2 separate regions of the Mus musculus genome follow, and region 1 is linked to region 2. A link is a loop called in an ENCODE intact Hi-C map of the cell type or tissue named here. Cell type or tissue: heart. All regions are shown on one strand. Each heading gives the region's core, and the rest is flanking DNA. Links, peaks and the distances in the headings are about the cores only. Region 1 has its middle 8.2 kb from the start of Gm13846. Region 2 has its middle 12 kb from the start of Gm31486.

Region 1 (10,173 bases), core at 1,140-9,139, 50 kb before region 2:
TGGATTTTTGGCTGGGCCACCATGCCAAGATATTCCACTAAATACTATCAGTGTTTAGGGGAAGAGAATATTGTACATAAGATGAATATGTTAGTCAGAAAACTTTGAATAAAGCAGATTAGCCCGTGGGATACGGGTGAGCCTCATCTAGGTAGTCAAAGGACTGAGTTCAGCAAAGACTCACCTGCCCAGGCCAGAGGGAATTCTTCCCAGCAGACTGCCCCTGGGTTATAATTGTTATTCTTCTTGGTCACCAACCTGCAACCTAGCCTAATATTCAGAATTTAACAGCTTCTACAAATAAATTAGATGATTATTTTAAATAGATGGGAAGGGAGAAGGGGGGAGGGGAAGCAATAGATGGTTGGTAGATAGATAGATAATAGAGATTAGATATGATAGATAGATAGAGATTAGATAGATGATAGATATGATAGATAGATGATAAATATATAGTATCTTGACTGACAGGCTGACAGACAGACAATGGATGGAAGGCACACTCCTTGCTTTTCCCTGTCTCTCTGGATACAAGGACTCCATTATAGGAAGTGGAGTGGAACAAGTTGAGCTCCCCAACCTCCACAGGTCTTTTTCTCTCCTTTTCTTTTCCTGTTGAACCCTCCTAAGCAGTTCCTCTGTGCCGACAGCCCAGATGCATTTGATTCTTGGGTCAGGTTATGTTGCTCTTGGCCAATGACTGCTTAGAGACAAATGCATTCCTGGAAACTACATTGTAAATCCAATTGTCATAAAGCAGCTCGGGCTTTCCCATGGAAACAATGTCACGCTGAATGATGGCAGGAGGGAAAATACTCTGCACAGCGCTTTGTGCTTTCAAAGAGGATCCACGCACACACGCTGTTGAGCTTGTCCTGGATGGTGGGCGATATGTTCTCTTCATTGTACAAAAGGAGAAATGGGGGCTCACAGAAGCACTTTGCTTGGATCACATGGCTCCTAAGGGGCTCTCGCCTTAACCACGCGAGCTCTCGGCTTCTATCGAATTGTTTATACAACAGAAAGTGAGGCCAGATGCAAGGACTTCAGAACTCCAAGCCTCCACAAGAATTTCCAAATGATAAAGCTCTGCTCTTGAGTCACATAAAACAGGCAAATGAGTGGGTCAGTTCCTCCAGGCACTCTTGAACTACAAAGTAGCCACATAATGCATAAACATCCAGTTCTGCCCACCATAGAGCATCTTACCTGAACAACCACACTGAGCCTCCATCCATCCAGAACACGTAATGAGCAGCTGATCACTACAGGACAGAGCACTGCAGTGCAGAGGGCCCCACACACACACTCTAGATCCATGCACTCAGGGTTTAGCCCCCTTTAACGCTGCTTGCTGTTCGGAAAACAAAATTAAAATTCATAAACAAGCTTGATTTTGTGTTTCTGGCTTGGGGAAGGAAACAAACAGCACAGACATCCTTCAAGAAGGGCTGCCTGGGGCTGGGGCTGGGGCTGGGGCTGGGGCTGGGGCTGGGGCTCAGGCTCAGGCTCGGGCTCGGGCTCGGGCTGGCTCAGTGGTTAAGAATATTTGTTGCTCTTGCACAGGGGCAGGGTTCAGTTACCAACACCCATACAGTGGCTTACAAACATCTGAGAGTCCAAGTCCAGTTCTAGGAGACTGGATGTCCTCTTTTAGTTTCCTTGAACACAAGGCACATACACACACACACACACACACACACACACACAGAGAGAGAGAGAGAGAGAGAGAGAGAGAGAGAGAGAGAGAGAGAGAGGCAAAATACCCACAGGTCCCATGAATCAGAGTCAGAAAAGATGTAAAGGACAGGACTGGGAGCCCAGTGAAGGGTCACTTGGAGCTTTCCCATCCAGGCTGAATGTGATTCCCACCCATCCCACCTGTCAATAAAAAGAGCTTTCAGATTTACAGAAAACACAAACTCCTCCGTCTGCTCTGCTACTACTACCAGGGCAGCTTTGCAGACTCTAGGACCTGTCCAGCTTCCTCTTGTCACTCTCCTCTCTCAATGCTGTCACCTCCACAGATTTAAGTAGGGAGGGCCCAGGCTCTGTCCTGTCCAAGTGGGCGGGGGATAAAGACCAGGTACCTGGTATGAGGTCAGTCTAGACCTCTGTGGCTCTCTCCTCTGTCCTCCACTCACCTCCGTCTAGAGACTTTACAGTCGGGAGAGGAAATGTCTGTGAGTCAGATGACTACCTGGGTATGGTCTTTGCTGGCACACATCTGAGCTAGGGTGGCCTTTGATTGTCCAGCTCCCTGCGTAGAGCACCAGGCCTACTGCTCATCCCGTCCCTGCTCCTGGGCAAAGTGGGGGTGGGGAGGTTGCCCAGACTCAGTGCACTCCAACTCTAGATGGCACTTGAACCTAGGCTGTCCACTGTTTATGACCCGCTGGCAACCCTCCAGGCACAGGGCCCAGCTGGCTGCCAATTCCCTACATTACAGAGTGGCCCAGCAGCCTCCAGAACTCAGGGAGGAAGTACCTGCTGTCCCTACCGCATCATGCTCTAGAGAGGCTTTAGACCGGGAACACGTAAGCAGTAACTCAGGATAGCCAGAAAAGAACAGGATAAAGTGGGGGCTGTGGCTCAATGGGTAAGGTACTTGCCTAGCATGCACAAAGCCCTAGGTTCAATCCCAGTATTGTATAAGATAGGCATAATGGTACAGTTGGTACTGTATCATCAGTATGGTAGAAGCGGAAGGATCAGGCTGCTCTTGTGGGCTACATAGTAAATCCAAGCTAGAGCTACCTGAAGGACTGCCTCAGAGAACGTAGAGGAGAACTCGGTGGCTGGAGCTGCAGAGTCCTAAAGCATACCTACCCAGAAACTGAAACCCCAGAACCACTTAGGTTCAAGGGCAAACAGGACAGAGGTGTCTGCTTCTTCAAGCAGCCAGGAGGCTGCTCTCCTGAGGGCCGCATGAATTTACTAGCTACTCACCTAGCAGCTGGTGGAATGGATCACCCATGTGTCTTCCCTCAGACCCTGGGCTGTCAGGGTTACTCCAAGCAGACCCGGGATTGTTCCATCCTGGGCCTTGGAAATCAGAATGCGCATGGATGGGCTGAGCCCAGCCAAAGCACAAAGCACACTGACAACAAGCAGTCTTTGTAACGACAACCCTGAGGAGTTCAGAGGTGCAGCATGCCTGTGTAGCCATAACGCTGATAATTTACACTTGGTCTCAATATGGTTGGAGATAGCAGACGCAGGGAATGGAAGACTGGATCAGTGTTTTTTCAAGTGCACCCAATACTACTGTTGTACACCTTAGCAGGAAGCCAAGCTCAGGCCTCCAGTGTGAACTATTGATTGAGACTTCATCCATGCTAATGTGCTAACTGACTGCAGCATATAAAAATTACACTCCTAAACAGCTTTTAAAAAGTGGGGGACTGGAAGGATGGCTCAGTGTGGTTAATGCATGCTGCTCTTGCAGAAGATAGAGTTTAGTTCCCAGCGCCCATGTTGTGTGATTCACAACTGCATATAAGTCCAGCTACGGAGGATCTGATGCCCTCTTCTGTCCTCTGAAGTCACACACACACACACACACACACAGAGTACATCCTTTACAAAGGAACAAAATGGGGCTGAAGAGATGGCTCGGTCTTACACGCGTTCACGACTGGCCAGGAAGAACACAGCAAACCGGAATCTTCTGCGGCAAAACTTTATTGCTTACATCTTCAGGAGCAAGAGTGCAAGAGAGCAAGAGCTCTATTGCTTACATCTTTAGGAGCCAGAGTGCAAGAGAGCAAGAGTGCAAGAGAGAGAATGGCGAAACCCCGTCCCTTTTAAGGAGAATTATCCTCCGCCTAGGACGTGTCACTCCCTGATTGGCTGCAGCCCATCGGCCGAGTTGTCGTCACGGGGAAGGCAGAGCACATGGGGTGGAGAACTACCCTTGGCACATGCGCAGATTATTTGTTTACCACTTAGAACACAGGATGTCAGCGCCATCTTGTAATGGCGAATGTGAGGGCGGCTCCCACAGCTCGGTAGTCAGGAACAATTACTACTCTTACAGAGGACCTAGGTTCAGATTCTAGCACTCATACATGGCTCACGGCTATTTTTCTTTTCTATTTGTTTTTTATTGTATTTATTTAGTGTATGAGTGTTCTGCTGCACATACACCTGCAGGCCAGAAGAGGACATCAGATACCACTGTAGATGGTTGTGAGCCACCATGCAATTGCTGGGAATTGAACACTGGACCTCTGGAAGAGCAACCACTGCTCTTAACAGCAGACCCATTTCACCAGCCCCTCACAACTAGTTTTAACTCCATCTCCAGGGGACCCAGTGCCCTTTGCTCTCTACAGATACCAGGCCCACACATGTCATATATGCATACATGCAGACAAAAAAAGCTCATATACATAAAAAAATTAATTTAATTTTTAAAAAAGTTGGAGGCTGGCAAGATAGTTAAGTGGGTAAATGTGCTTGCCACCAATCCTGATGACCTGAGTTTGGTCCCCAGGATCTACCCACATAGCAGGAGAACCAACCTCCCCCACATTATCCTCTGACCTCCACACAGTTGTTTGATCCCACTCCAGAGTCTAAACTGATTGGGTTAGGGTTCAGTCTAGGCTGGGGACCCCAAAGCCTTCACTGCACAGGCAAGAGGACCTCACTGTGAGAAGTTTTGAATACCCTTCAATTTCTTCCTTCCCAAAGACCCTTGAGTTTCTTGCTTGCAGAGTTTATTTCCCCAGCTTTAAATTTTTTATTACATTTATTTATGTGGGGGAGGAAAACAGGGTTGTGTGGAGGTCAAAGGACAACTGGCAAGAGTCGGCTCTCCACCATGTTGAGTCCCAGCGATTGAAGTCAGACCATGGGGCTTGGCGCCAAGTGCCTTTACCCACTGAACCACCCTGCTGGGCCCACTTTCCCAGGCACCACCTCAGTTCTGGGAAGAGCAGGCTGCCATCCAAGTACAGCATGACATCTACGTGCGGTTACAGCTCTGCAGCACACGGCTCTGCTTCGAAACAAAGGGAGAGGACGTTGGGAAGCAACCTTCCCTACCCCCAGCCAGGCACAGACTCAGCCAGGCAGAGGGGTTGGGGGCGGGGCTGCAGTGCAGCTGGGTGGTGGCGATCCCTACCGCCCCAGTCCTCATTTCCTGATCAGCTCAGAAAGCATTTCCATGTTGGCCCAAAGTTTCTGTTTCCTGTCCCCTCCCACACTATTTTTAGGCCCAGCAGGCATTTCCTGTGTTGGCCTGTCCCACCCACCTCGGGTCTGTCCTGGCTTCTCCTATCAGGATGCCTGCAGGGTGGGCCTGACACACGTGATTCCCCTCGTAGGGACCCTGGTGTCCCTGGAAACAGGTTGGTACCCAGCAGGTGGCCCGCAGCTGCCAACTCCCACTTGGTGCCACCCACCCAACGCAAGACTTGCTGTTTCAGAGTCGGCCCTTCCCTTAGGCCTGAGACTCTCCTATCTCTGTGTAGCCATCAAGATACACAGGTGCTGCAGGGACTCCCCAAGAATGGGCAGTGGCACTTCAGGCCTGAAGGTTGGCTTTTATCCTCTGATATCCTAGTCTTGTTGCCATAGTATGGGGAGAACCTGTCAACCTGTGGGTCGTGTCCCTTTTGACAACTATCCCTGAAAATATTTACCTTATTATTCATGACAGTTATGAAGTAGCAATGAAAAATAATTTAATCGTTTCGGGGGAGGGGATCATCACAACATGAAGAGCTGTATTAAAGGATGGCAGCATTAGGAAAGTTGAGAATCACTGAGAGTTCAGGGACTTCCCAGCCTAGACCTAGTCCTTTTACCCTGAGTTGCTCCCCATGCAGCTTCGAGTTTTTAAATACCTCCTGTGCCTAGAATAACAAGGCTCTGTTTACCCAGGCTGAGGTAGACAGGAGAGGACCTTAAAGCTCAGAAACAAGGAGGCTTGAGATTCATCCATCCATCCATCCATCCATCCATCCATCCCAGCCCATCTGACTGCGTGAAAGGATCCACACCACAGATCTCAGTTCTGGGTTCTTCATGACTGCCCTCCTAAAGAGTCTGTATAGACAGCTGACTTTCTTGCTTTCTCCCTCCTCAGGAAAGTATCACACCACAGATACGCTGCATCCATGCCCACTGCATAGATATAAATGTAAAAAGAATAAGATGTTTCCACATCTTCAAGAACTAATTGCAGGGACTGGAGAGAGAGATGACTCAGTGGTTAAGAGCATTGGCTGCTTTTCCGGAGGACTTGGGTTCAATTCCTAGCACCCACATGGCAATTCATAACAATCTGTAAGTCCAGTCCCAGGGGATACAATGCCCTTTTCTGGCCTTCATGGGTACTGCTTGCATGTCTGGCATGGACATGCATGCAGGCAAAACACTCATACACATTTAAAAAATTGTTTTTTTATGTTACACATTAAAAAAATAGTTTTAAAGAACCTTTTGCAGGAGGCAGGGGCAGAAGTAGGTAGATCTCTGTGAACTTGAGGTCAGATTGGTCTAGATAGCAAGTTCCAGGCTATACAGGGCTACACAGAGAGAATCTTTAAAAAAAAAAAATTAGGCTGAGGGTGGTATCATAGACAAGCAATCCATGCAATCCTAGCACTTAGAGACTGAGGAGCAAGGACCAGCTTCAAGGCCAGCCTGGCTTCATAGTGATACCATATAAATAGGCAAACAAATCTCACCCTTTTGTGATCCTTTACTCTAGCTAAGGAAGAGTGGAGACCACAGTATTTGAAGTCAGACCACAGCGTTTTCTCTGGTTCTTGCTCTCACTGTGTAGCCAAGCTGTCTCAAGCCTCCCAACTGCTGGATAATGGGCCTGAGCCGCTGCAGGAAGCCCAGCCTCTTCTCTTTGCATCAGATTCAGGTGGAAAGAAGCCACTTCCCAGAGCAGTGTCTCCAGAACTCTCAAAGGGAGGTTGCCACCAGTACTCTGCAGCCAGCTCCTGTTGGATTCAGTACCACCCACCTGGAACATCAGATTGCCCAAACACCTACAGAGCTATTCTTACACCAAGTCCTAACCAACTCAAAGTGGCTATCAAATGAACATCTCCTCTATCCCTTCTCTGTTTTTCTTTCTCTCTTAATGACATCTGAAACCAGTGGCTATGAGTCACTAGTCTCTGTCTTCTTGACTCCAGAACTTGAGTTCACTAATGGATGGCCTTTCTCTTTCTGGGTGTGAGTCTTTCTGGAAATGTTGCCTTCTGTCCATCTTCTTGGTTAAATGGTTGAAATAATCTATGCAAGATCGCCTAAAAGATATACAGCTCTCAGCTACTGTGTGTCATGTACACACAGTAGGGCTTCGGGGGCTGAGAAGAACCACAATATAATAAAATCTTTTAAAACTCTTGCTATTTTTGGGACTAGAAAGATGACTCGGTAGTTAAGAGCGCTGGCTGATCTTGCCGAGGATCCAGGCTTAGTCCCCAGCACCCACATGATGGCTCAGAGCCTTCTGTAGCTCCAGTTCCAGGAAATCCAACCCCTTCTGGATTATGTGGATATTACATCCATGTATGTGGCACACACACATTCATGCAGGCACAAACTCATGCATATAAAATAAAAACAAACAAAGCTTTTTAAAGAAGAAACATCTTACTACTTAACACAATGTACCACCCACCTAGTGCCAGAGAATAGAGCTGCCCTGGCAAACCCCAGGGACTGTGCAGACAGCTGCCACACTGTAACAGCTGGCAACAGTCACTGCAGAGGACCTGGACAGCTTAGACTCTACACCTGAGCTGATCAACAGAGGAGCCCAGCTCTCTGAATATTGCTCTGTGCTCTGCCCTGTGAGGCCCCCACCCTGTCAGCCCTACATCTCTTGCACTGCCTCTGTTGTCTGGTCCCGGCCATGGCTGAGAAAAGCTGGTTTCCTGGGAGCCTTATAGAGCACTCATTCCTGAGCTGGTAGATAAAGCCACCTGCCAGCTTCCAGGCCCCCTCTTCACCTGTGTCAACCCTCAGCCATCTAGAAAACAGGCTGCTTGGGAGTTAACTGTCCACACTTATTCCAGAAAGTTGAGGAAACCTAGAGAGAAACTCACCCTCTAGGTTCAGAAGCAGAGGAGCAACACACACACACACACACACACACACACACACACACACACTCAGCTATGATGGAGAAGAATGGCCCAGTGGCCAATTCACTGTACCACTCTGGGCCACCAGATGGCGGGCACAAGCCACCTGACTTGACCATCATCCCACTCAGAAGCAGCTGTTTAAAGGGCAACTTCAGTCAGAGGCCACCCTGAAAGGAACCCCAATAACTCACACAACACACCTACATTCACATTCCCAACTTCGCACATAACACAAATAGACAGTGCATACATAATATATACATATTTAATATCATACACAGCACACACGATATAAACACTACAGTAAACAATACAAACTCCTTATAACATACAACACACTCAATAGACAACAAGCACACATACCCAACATCACACACACACTATATAATACATATTAAATGTACATATTCTTAATATCATGCACAGTACATACAATATAAACGCTACAGTACAGAGCACACAGCCACATATCAACATCATAAACACAATATAGCATGACACATATATAATACTCTTTACAACATGCAACAACACACTACAGCACAGAGTACGACATATACCACACACAGCACACAACAATGTATGCAACATTTCACACACCACATGCACTTCACACAGAAAATACAATATAGACAACTCAAGACGCAAGAGGCCTGGTCACATCCCACACCCCACTTTGAGAGCCTGCTGGTTTCTATCTTTGGCTCTCTCCCTGTTGCCAAGGGTACCTATCAGTTCCCAGGGTGACCTCCCTCCCCCATCACCTCCTCCCTCTCTCCTCCCAGAAACTAGGCAACTCCGCCACCACTTTCTGCTTCATTGGGTACTTTCCTTCTGGTTGCTTTTCTGTTCAACTAACCAGGCGATCCCGCGACACACACTATCATTGCTTTATTAGGAGGAACAGAGTCCAGACTGACACCTTTGCCCTCATGGTGGGCAGACAAGACTCCAGTGAGGCAGACCCCACGTACAAAGCCCTCCTCTTACTTACTCCCCTCTCCTGACACACCTGCTCCATCCCCATACATGCTGCTGAAGTCCTGTTAGGGTAGGAGAGCCAAGTGAAAGGAATCCGGTTCCGCCCAGAGCCAGCGGCCCCTCCCATTGGGCTTCACTGAGAGACACAGAGGGACAATAGGTAACTTGGGACACCATACTGTGTGCCTGAGGCTAGGCCTCTCCGGTCAGCTCTATCCTGGGGCCCTCCGGAGCTAAGCCCTGGGAGGTTGAGCCCATTTCAGGATATCTGGTGAATCTCAGAGCTGGGAACCGGCCTCTGGCCTGAATTGGCTTCTCTTTTGTGCTGAGCCTCCAGCCAAGGACCAAGAATAGGGAAAGACAAACAATATTCTCCAGGCTCCGGTAGAACAAAGGGAAGGCTGTGCGCTCTCTGAGCAGGGTGTCTTCACCTGGATGTAACTATTTATCAGGCAACCCAGGCCCCACCCCTTCCAATCTTCCCATCCCCACCGCCATACTCCTCCCTCCCCAGGGTCCTAGCCCCGACGTCCTCAGCCCCAAAATGGAGTGAAAAATTGCAGTCAGTGGCAGAACCAAGCGAGGTAACTTAGAATCTCCCAACCCTTAAAAGTTGCTGGATTTTTGTTTGTTTGTTTGTTTGTTTGTTTTCAACTACAAAACCAGTGATTGTTATCGTGTTTTCATTTTGAGAAGCTCATCAGAGTAGGCTCACAGCTAAATCCTTTGTTCAGAAGTAGTAAACACGGCAGGAATACAGAGTATTAGTTGCAACTACAGATCATGGGAAGTCAGGGAGATGAGAGACCGCCAAGTCCAGGGGTCTCTCAGACGCGAAAACATCCTCACCTTTTAGTGAGATCAGACAGGCAGACTCTCAGCCCATCAAGCTCTCAGACACGCCCTCTGTGGGTGAATGGAGGAAGGCAGATGTACTGTTTCCACAAGGTGAGCTATTACTCCGCCTCACAAAAGCAGGGGATTCTGACCCAGGTACCAGCCCTTAGGAATGTGGTGCCCAGTGGGGGAGAGGGGGGAACCGTGTCATACAGGGGGAAATGCTGTCTGA
Region 2 (10,173 bases), core at 957-8,956:
TAGCTCATTGGGTAGGATGCTTACCCAGTGTGACATGAAGCCCTGGAAGCCATCTCCAGCAGAGCATAAGCAAGCATGTTAGACTATGCCTGTACTGTCAACACTCAGGAGTTCACAGTCATTCTCAGCTACACAAGAAGTTCAAGGCCAGTTTAGGATACATGAGACCCTCACTCTGGAAAAACAAAACACAAAAACCCTTACAAGTCCTCAGCCAGAGTCTTGGAGAGCAGTGTACATTTCTTCAGTGTCCGTGGAATGACGAAGGAAAGGTTGTACCATGGATCCATCATACATAAAATTTACTCCCATCTGAATGGGCTCTTGCTCTCTCTCTCTCCCTCTCTCTATTCTCCCTCTCCCTCCCCCCACACCCCATCTCTCTCTCCTTCTCTCCCTGAAATTCTTCTGAATTTTGCTGTTGTTTTGAAACAGATGAAGGACAGTCCTCTGGTACACTTACCATACTGCAAAGAAGTTGAACTTAGGGCCTCCTGCCTTCTTGGCCAGTAACCTATTGATAGAGCTTTATCCTCAACGCTTGCAGGCCCTGTTCTCATGTGTACTGCATACAGGATAGGTTTGCCACTCATCAAGGTCTCTGGGCCTGTGAAATTGGGACATTGAGGGGCAGGGTCGATTTATTGGGTACTGACTTATAAGGCTGTCAAGTCCTTCAGACCCTCCCAGGAGGATGGCTCTTCCCCTAACAAGGACAGCTCGCTCTCTCTCTCTCTCTCCCCTCAAGTCGTAAAGATCACCCCTTAGTCTACTGGGTCCCCTCCACCCAATGTGCGCCTCTCCAGCCCAGCCTGGCAGTGGAAGGGGAGTGAAGCCGGAGAAGAATCTGTGGAAATTCGAGGCTTTCATCTCTTAAACAAATAGCGCATTCCTCTGGGTTGCCGCTGCTGCTGGAATTAAACAATGATGTGTTCAGGGAGGCTCCAAGGCGTTACCTTAGCAACGCCCAGGCTGTTTTCATGCAAGATCCAGTTAAAGAGGAAGGAGAACAAAAAATAATCAAGGGACAGCCCTGGCTGGGGTCCAGGGACGAGGGTCTTTGGCTGAGTATTCGTGTTTTGTGTTCTGCTGGGTTTGTGGCCCTTCTTCTGCTAAGCTTCCTCTAGCTCTCCTGGTGTGTGCACGCCTGCGAGGCTGGCTCCCTGGAATACTAACACAGGCTCAGAAAGGAGACGGACAGACGTTACAGGTGGTCCGGCCTAAGCAGAGGTGACTTAGAAAGTCTAAAGGTCACAAGCCGAAGAGGACAAAAGAAGGTGCCTGCAGTCTTCTCCAAAGAGACTGATGGGCCTGTGACGGAGACCCAGACACACAGGCCCCTGCTGCCCACAGCATGGCCCATGGCACAAAAGGATCAGTGGCTCTCGGGAGCACCAGAGCCGTGCTGTATGCCCCAGCACCCTGGGTGGTTCATTTTTGCTTGTAATTCAGAGGCTTGGATAACTGATGGTGTCGTTCACACCTGTAGTCAAAGTGCTTGGGAGACTGAGGGTCCCGGCTTGTTACAAATCCAAGTCAGCATGGGCTACAGAATGGGACCTTGAAAAACAAAACGTGGTGGTAGTGTTGGGTTTTCTACGTCTTTCCTTGGTCATGGTGTCTGTTCTCAGCCGTAAACCCCTAACTAAGACGTGTAGTGAGATCTAGGTCCCCCAGAGCTACACAGTGAGACCTTATCTACAACAAAACTACAACACATAAAAATAATTTTCTTTTCTTTCTTTCTTTCTTTCTTTCTTTCTTTCTTTCTTTCTTTCTTTCCTTCCTTGTTTCTTTCTTTCTTTCTTTCCTTTCTTTCTTTCCTTTCTTTCTTTCTTTCCTTTCTTTCTTTCCTTTCTTCCTTTCTTTCTTTCTTCCTTCCTTTCTTTCTTTCTTTCTTTCTTTCCTTTCTTTCTTTCCTTTCTTTCTTCCTTTCCTTTCCTTTCTTTCTTTCTTTCTTTCTTTCTTTCTTTCTTTCTTTCTTTTCTTTCTCTCCTATAGAACCCTCTCAGGTTCAGCCCTAGTACTTGTTAGGGAAACAGCCTCAAACTCAGAAACCTGCCTGCCAAAAAAAAAAAAAGAAGAAGAAAGAAAGAAAAAAAGAAAAACAAAACGCTAGGAGTCAGTGCCTGTTCTCTCTCCCCTTCCACCACAGGATCCCGGGACAGAGCTGAGCTCAGGTTGTGGGCTTGGCAGCCAGTGCCTTTAACCTTGACCCTTCTCTTTGGCATGAAGTTTGTTTCTTTTTCTTTATGTGTTTGGTGGGGGGAGTGGGATTTTTGTTCTTTGTTTGTTTGGTTGGTTGGTTAGGGTTGTTGTTTTTTTGGTTTTTATTTTTTGTTTTCTGAGACAGGGTTTCTCTTTGTAGCCCTGGCTGTCCTGGAACTCACTTTGTAGACCTCAAACTTACAGAAATCCACCCACTTCCCCAGTACTGGGATTAATGGAGCTACCATATAGTTTCTAAGAATTGAACCTGGGTCCTCTGCAAGAGCAGTAAGTGCTCTTAAGCTTTGAGCTATCTCTCCAACCTCCTTTCAAATGTTATTTTTTATTTTGTATGTCTGAGTGTTTTACCCACGTGTATGTATAGTGATATGAGTGCATGTCCACCACTTGTGTACCCAAGGGAACTGGAAGAGGGTATCTGTTGAGGTTTGGTCTTTTGCTGTCTATTGTAATGCAGAATGTGGGTCCCCAATATGAAAGAGTCTGCATATACACCTTGGCCCCAAGTTATCACTGACTGGTAAATAAAGATGCCAACAGCTAATAGCTGGGCAGAGGAGACATAGGTTGGGTTTAGGGAAAGGAACCACGAGGGAGAAAAAGGTTTAGGAGGAGGAAGGAGAAGCTGCCATGGGTTAGGGGTCAAGAGAATGTGGCCCTGAGGGCTGGCCAATTGGAGTTAAGAGCAGCCCAGATGGAACACAGCAAGTAATAACTCGGGGTTATCAATAGGGAAGGAGATTCAAACAGCATAGAGGGTAGGCAGCTGCCCAGCTCTTGTGCTGTTTAAGGTTTCTTGTAAATATAAAGGTTGAGTGTGTTTTTTTATCTGGGAACTAAATGATCTAAGGCAGGGTAGAAACCCTGTGTTGGGATTAACTAATTTCTACAACAGGTGTTAAATCCTCTGGAATCTACAGGCAGTTGTGAGCCACCTGATGTGGGTGCTAGGTCCTCTGCAAGAGCAGTGAGTAGTGAGTACTCTTAGCCACTAGGCCATCTCTCCAGCCCTTAACATCAGTGTTTTATGATGCCTGTGACAATGATGGTACTAATAACCAAGATGACATTAGATAATTGTAAACTGGATTGTGCCTTCCTACATCAGCATGCAGTCAAGTCCTAACACCCCAACGCCAAATGCCTTTGCAAACAGGATGACTGCACACACGTGCACACACACACACACACACACACACGTACTTGCACACACACGTGTGTGTGCATAAGCACACATATATATCAAATATATGTATACATACACACATACAACATATATCTGTATATATCTATCATCTATCTACAAGTTAAATGAGGTCATCAGTGTCACTCCTAATCCAATGACTGCTGTCCTAGCAGAGGGACATTTGAACACAGATACAAGGAGGGAACCATGTAGTGGCTAGACAGAGACTAGAATAAAGGTGTTACTGCCAAAGGATGGTAAAGAGTTGCTGATAGCTGCCAGAAACTGGTAGAGAGACTCGGAGCCTGACTGAGCCCCCAGGAAGGAAGAAGCTTACAGCGTCTGGCCTGAGACTTGTGGCCCTGGCACTTCAGTGATTTGGAGCCTCCCAGTTTCTGCTGCCTCTTACGGTGACTCCCGGAGCAGCATGTTTCTGGTCAGTGCCCCATTCTGTAAGGGCAGAAGCATTCCACCTGCTTTATAGACAAGGAGGCTCCATTAGCACCCTGTGAGGGCAGAGTCATGGTCCTAAGGTCACAGTGGAGAGGTACTTGGAGCTAGGTCTGCCTAGCACCCAGCCAGGCCCACTGGGATGGGAAAAGGATTCACACAAAGTGTTGAGGCCTGTGACTTTTGTCCCTTAGCACACCATCAAAGACACATGGTGAGAGAGAGGGCTAGTGTCACCAGGCTGTTCCCATGTGAACTGAAGGGCAATCATGTCTGCCATTCCCTGTGGGTCAGAGGTGCCAGCACCATCAGTGTGTGGTGACACAAGAGAGGACATGGCAGAAGACATACCTTGAATGGACTCTACAAATTCATATTTGAGTTGTCACAATGACCCAAAGTCCCCAGTCGCTGTTTTACTTTCTTGATAATATTTCTTTCATACCACTCACGGCGTTCCTGCCTAGGGACTGGTCACATGCCCATTTCCTGCCTCTCATAAAGGAGCATAAATTCTGCTTCCTAGAACAGGGCTGTATCCGGGGCTTCAGGGAAAAAAAAAAAAGCAATGGGAAGGTTGAACACACAGCTCAGGGGGAGAGCACTTGCTGAGAGTGGCCCTGCCTGTTTGTACAGCGCTAGCAATTGACCATACAGGGTATTCAAGGCCAGGCTAGAGGAGCTCAGGGATGTGCTGAGGTAGACAACTTGTCAAAGCTGGGAGACGAAGGTTGAGAAGCAAGAGGACACTCTACCCCTCTTCAACCCCAGCTCTGAGGATCCTCTTGTCCCTTCTTTCTTTCTGCCATTAGACTGTGCACAGTGGGCTAGGGGCAGCATAAAGGAGTCCTTCCAGAACTTTCCCCAAGGACCCTGAGGTGGTTTGCTGAAGACCATTAGGGGAAATGATAACAGGGAGGTGGAAGGAAAAGGCCATGGGGGCTGGGCTAGCTGAGAAAGTCACCAACACCAGTCCCCACCCTGGTAGACTCTGGCTCTGAGCTTATCTTCCTGTCTTCTGTGTCCATGACACAGAATGAATGATGTACCACACATGCACAGACCTAGGTGGGAAGAAGGACAACTCTGCCTTCTCCAATACAAAGGAGAAAGGGGATTCTTAGCCTCAGGAAACACAAGACTCCACCCATTGCCAGCTATGCCATTGCATCCCCTACCAGCTTCCTCTTCTCTCCCAGCCCCTCGCCACCCCAGCAGAGGTAACTCCACAGTTAGTTCCCTGAGGCCTCCTTGGAGTTTCATTTGGACACTGGTCTTTGTACAAACCCTGGCTTCCTGCCTGGATTCTTTGTTAAGGCTCTAGCTGTTTCCTCTTCTTGCAGACTCCTCCCCACTCACACCCATGTCTCCCCAATGTAAGCAAGAGAGGCTGGAAGCTGACTCCTCTACCACAGAACCCCAGGGGCATCTAAGTTCTGTTTAAGCTCTGCAGAATTCCATACTTCACTATCCCCATGCTACAGCTGTTACAGAATCTACTGGCCAGGATACAAAGCCATGATCCTTACACTGAGCCCACTCAGGTTCCCAGAACCTAAAAGTGCTCCTTCTAAACTGGGCTTCTTCCTATCCTTCGTTCTGTGCCTAGAGCCACACTATGCTCTGTGAAGGGCACGAGATGAAGGAGCTAAATATGTCCTCTTATCAGAAACCAGATGTTGGTTAGGGGAAAGGAACCAGAGAGGTAGCACAGAAAACCCAGTATCAATGACATCCAGCAGCATGGTGGCCTCACCTCTGCCCAGACCTCATGTGACAATACCTGTCCTAGGCCATACCTACAGCCACCTGAATTCTGTCCCAGGACTCCTCTGTCTGGATATCCAAACATGAGATGGGATGGCCAAGGCCAGGAGGATGCAGAAACTGGTAGAAAGATGCTATCAGGACAATCTGGGACCCATTTTATGTGTTCCCTGGTTGTTCCTAGCAGAGACTACCCTGAAAGCATGTCCCCTGTCCGGCTCTCCAGTTCGACTCCTGTGCTGAAGGAGTCACTTCCCTACAGAACCATGTGAGTCCAGTCTCTATCTTTGTCTTTCCCAACAAGAACAGAGGCTACAGCCACAATGAAGGGGGGGATTGGGAGCTAGGGCAAGAGGCTAATCTACAATCTAATCTAATAATCATCTTATCAGAGGATTAAGTGCAGGTCAGCCCAAATGGTTAGCACAAAGGTTGAAACACACAGGCCAGATGCCTCCGTATTTCAGCTCATTACCTGTGTGGGGTGGAGACATTAGTCAGCCTGAGAGTCTATGTCTCCTCATGCTATGGTGCTTAAAAATATGACAAAAAGGTCCCCACCTCCTCATGATGCAGTAAGGGTTGCTTAAGTTCAACCATGTAAAGTGTCTAAAACTGCCTTTGCCTGTTTAACTCCCGTCACTCTGGAAAATACTGGACATGGGCAGACACAGAAGGCTCATGCTGGAAAACAGATGAGAATAATTTTGTGATTTGGGGATTGGAAAAAACGACTTAAAATTTCCAAAGCACTTGCAGAAATTAGAAAGGCTGAATAACAAAGCGAAGTTTAATAAGTCAAATTTGCATCCCGGCGATGGAATGGGAGAAGTGAAGGCCTGCTCTATCCTAATGTGAGTGTGTAAGGGACTTGGAGAAACCAAAGAAGAGAGAGTCAACTTCTAGAAATCATCAGAAATTAGACCGGGGATAGGAGTTGACAGAACAGCTGCAGAGCCTGCAGGGAAAGCTCTGTGGTCATCAACAGGAGATGAGGTGGGGGTGCCAGTGTGGCAGTGCTCGGAGAGGCATGAGACAGGCATGCCAGGTGACAAGCCTCTGTGAGCAGTTCCAGGTGCACGGCGACAGGAGGTGGCAGACATGACCCAGCTCTTTGGCTGCTGAGTATCCAACTAAAAAGATTCTCCAGGTTGTTGTCTACCTTATTTGCTGAGACAGAGTTTACTGTTGGAGGCAAGCACAAAGGTCCTCCTGCTCACAGATAAGCCACAGGAGGAACCAGGAATGTTAAACACACAAGACTGTCTCTTCAACCGGAGAGGTACACAACCTGTTTTTCCACCCAGAAGGCTGGGGATGGAGGTGGTTAATAGCCTGGTGATCTGTGTTATCTGTAGGGCCAGGACACACCAGGCTCCCACAGCAGGACTGGAGGTGGCTAATAGTCTAGGCATCCTTTGCGTTATCTGTATGGTCAGAGGTTTCCCCAAACCCCCACAACCAGGACCAGAGGTCACCAATAACCTAAATGACCTCTACACTCTCTGTATGACTGAGACCATGCCAGGTCCTGCCCTAGGCCCTTAAAATAACGCATGCAGCCTATAGAACCCATCTTCATGGAAAAAGTGATCCGCACTTTGAGTTTCAATGTACTTGTGACTTCTTGTGCACAGGGGATTGTGTTACACCAGGAAACTTGTTTTCTAACTGTACTGTTCTTAAATATGTCTACAGTAAACTGCTCAGGGTCTGACTCAAGACATTTGAATCAACACTGGTTCACTAAATTATTGTACTGGCTGGTTAGACACAAGTTAGAGTCATCAGAGAAGATGGAGCCTCAGTTGAGAAAATGCTTTCATGAGATCCAGCTGTAAGGCATTTTCTCAATTAGTGATTAATGGGCAAGGGCCCAGCCCAGGGTGGGTGGTACAATCTCTGGGCTGGTGGTCCTGAGTTCTGTAAGAAAGCAGGCTGAGTAAGCCATGGGGAGCAAGCCAGTAAGCAGCACCCCTCCATGGCCTCTGCATCCGCTCCTGCCTTCAGATTCTAGACCTGCTTGAGTTCCTGTCCTGACTTCCTTCAATAATCACAGAAACTTTTCCTCCCCAGCTTGCTTTTTGGTTATGGTATTTGTAGCAGCAATAGAAACCCTAACTAAGACAATCATGTCGAACTGTATTTCTTTCTTGCCTCTCATGGATCACTACTCTGGTGGTTACAGAGACCCACACAGTCTACACACAAACACATATACATACACTCACATATACAATACATATCCAGATACACGTACGCGCACACACACATTGAAACAATATGCACATACATATACATGCACACACTCAAACACACAGATGAGTTTTGTTTTGTTTTTAATAGAATACTTTTAAAATGAAAGAAAGACAGAGAGAGAGGAGGGTGGGGGGAAGAAAGAAAAAGAAAGGAAGGAAAAAACTCTCCCAGGTCCACAAGGGGCCTTGCTGGATGTTAGCTACAGTCTTACCTTATGTGGAATCTGGACTTGGAGACTATGAATTCATTTGGGGACTCGAAGCAATTCTTACAGAGTCTAAGAAAATGGGATATTTTGTCATTAATCTAATGGGCAAGAATTAAAACCCCAATAGGTACGACTGTCAGCAGAGACAGGGGCAGGAAGGAGGAGAGTACACAGTAAGGGAGTAGACTTGGTGATGGGAAAGGCCAAGGAAGGCCCAGGATTCAGCCCCGGAGGCTCGGGCTTATCATAGTGGGCTCATCCTCCATCACACAAATGCTTTCTAAGGTCGAAGGATGGGCAGGGCTCTCCCTAGGGAGGAAATGTCCTAAATGGAGCCCACAGGAAAGCACATGGGCCAGCATGCAAAGGGAGACAAGGAGGTCTCCAGGAGGGCAAGGGGAAGGGCAGCATGGGCTGGGGCTGACTGGAAGGTTCCTGGGCTGGCTACTCTCTGAGAGAACCTAGGAGGTGGGAAGAGCCCACTCTGCTTCCAGAAAACTGATGCCCACAGGAGCCAGGTCTCCTACCTGTCACTCCACTCCAACGGCCCCTCAGCACATACACACGCATGCTGCATTGCACATACTTTATATCTAGTGCCCTGTTACACACACCACAGCACTCGTGTCACATACATACACACATCTATACCTAATCACTCACACCATATACACACTGACATATAACCTCCTACACCTACATCCACACATTGACCCTGTGTAGACATAACTATATACTAACCCTATATATACACACCTATACCCACACACTAACCCTACACACATATAAACCCATACACTAATCCTATGAACATAAATATACACTGACACACTAACCCCACATACACGCCTACAGCCACACATTAACCCCACATAAACACCTATAGATAACCATTCACTACCCCAACAGGTGCATCCACATTCTAACTGCATATACACATTTACACCTACATACTAACGCCACATACATACACACATACAAACCCCATATTTACATACTGACCTGTGGTGGTTTGAATATGTTTGGCCCAGAGAGTGGCACTATTTGGAGGTGTGACCTTGTTGGAGGAAGTGTGTCACGTCACTGTGGATGTGGGCTTTATATCTTAGCTCTCTGGAAGCCAGTCTTTTCATGTCTGCCTTTGGGTGAGGATGTAGAACCCACATCTGCCTGGATGCTGCCATGTTCTTGCCTTGATGATAATGGACTGAACCTCTGAACTTGTAAGCCAGCCCCAATTAAATGCTGTCCTTTATAGGAGATGCCTTGGTCTTAGGGTCTGTTCACAGCAGTAAACCCTAACCAAGACACTTCCCAAGCACTAATTCTAAATGTACATCCAAACACCAACACACTAACACCACATACATACCCCCATAATACATTCACCACCTGCACACATACACATGCCAGAGCTACACATTTCTTACATACAAGTACACATGTGTATGTAAACCAATGAAACCATAGACTCTACCCACAAGTACCCAGGCTCGAAACATCTAAAACTACCCATACATGGAGCAGGCTGGAACATATCTCACTCACACCCACTGGAGTGCTTCATAACACACACACACACACACACACACACACACACACACACACACACACTTCATCTCACTAAAATGACACCTTCAATAATCATAGGTTTCTGATACATCAGCAGCCAGAAATGAACAGAACGCTAGTGGCCTTCATTGTTATTGCTGAACACCAAGGTCTCAAATAAAAGTGTCCTGACTTTAGTGTGACTTCGGGGGGACTCTTGATTCCACTGCCTCCCATTTCTGGGCTGGGGACACAGGGACACGCTGCCCGCTCCTCAGCTGGAGCTCCCAGGTCTGCTTTAGCACCTCTCCCTCTGGCACCTCCCAGTTCCCAAAGAGCCCTCTCTCCCCTCTCCTTGGGGATAAGGGCGGGTTATCTGTCCATCTGCTGGCCCCAGCCTGTTTATCTTCTTAGGGCTTTCTTCCTGGAATAGCACAGGGTTATCTAAGCTGGGAGCCTGGGCAGGGCCTGCCTGTCTGCCTACAGACACCCTGCCCCCCAGAGGCAGTGTTTGCTCATCCTA

The links. Hi-C counts contacts between places; a loop is a spot of excess contacts. Peaks named below come from ENCODE experiments on the same cell type or tissue, not always from the same donor. Only the 100,000 strongest peaks of a DNase experiment are listed, where the experiment ranks them.
Region 1: it touches region 2 in a loop (4-fold over the local background); 2 of 42 quality-filtered maps call a loop at or near these places.

What each region holds. Positions count from the first base shown.
Region 1 is chr6:31,637,696-31,647,868 of GRCm38, reverse strand. No RefSeq gene overlaps it. Among named protein-coding and RNA genes, the nearest start is that of Gm13846, 8.2 kb to the left of the region's middle. In heart, for the core only: CTCF peaks have their summits at 4,151 (motif pointing right) and 8,214 (motif pointing right); DNase peaks (open chromatin) are centred at 5,248 and 8,198; H3K4me3 peaks cover 1,267 bases; H3K27ac peaks cover 3,939 bases.
Region 2 is chr6:31,587,725-31,597,897 of GRCm38, reverse strand. No RefSeq gene overlaps it. Among named protein-coding and RNA genes, the nearest start is that of Gm31486, 12 kb to the left of the region's middle. In heart, for the core only: no CTCF peak of the experiment used is centred there; DNase peaks (open chromatin) are centred at 5,127 and 8,417; H3K27ac peaks cover 4,907 bases.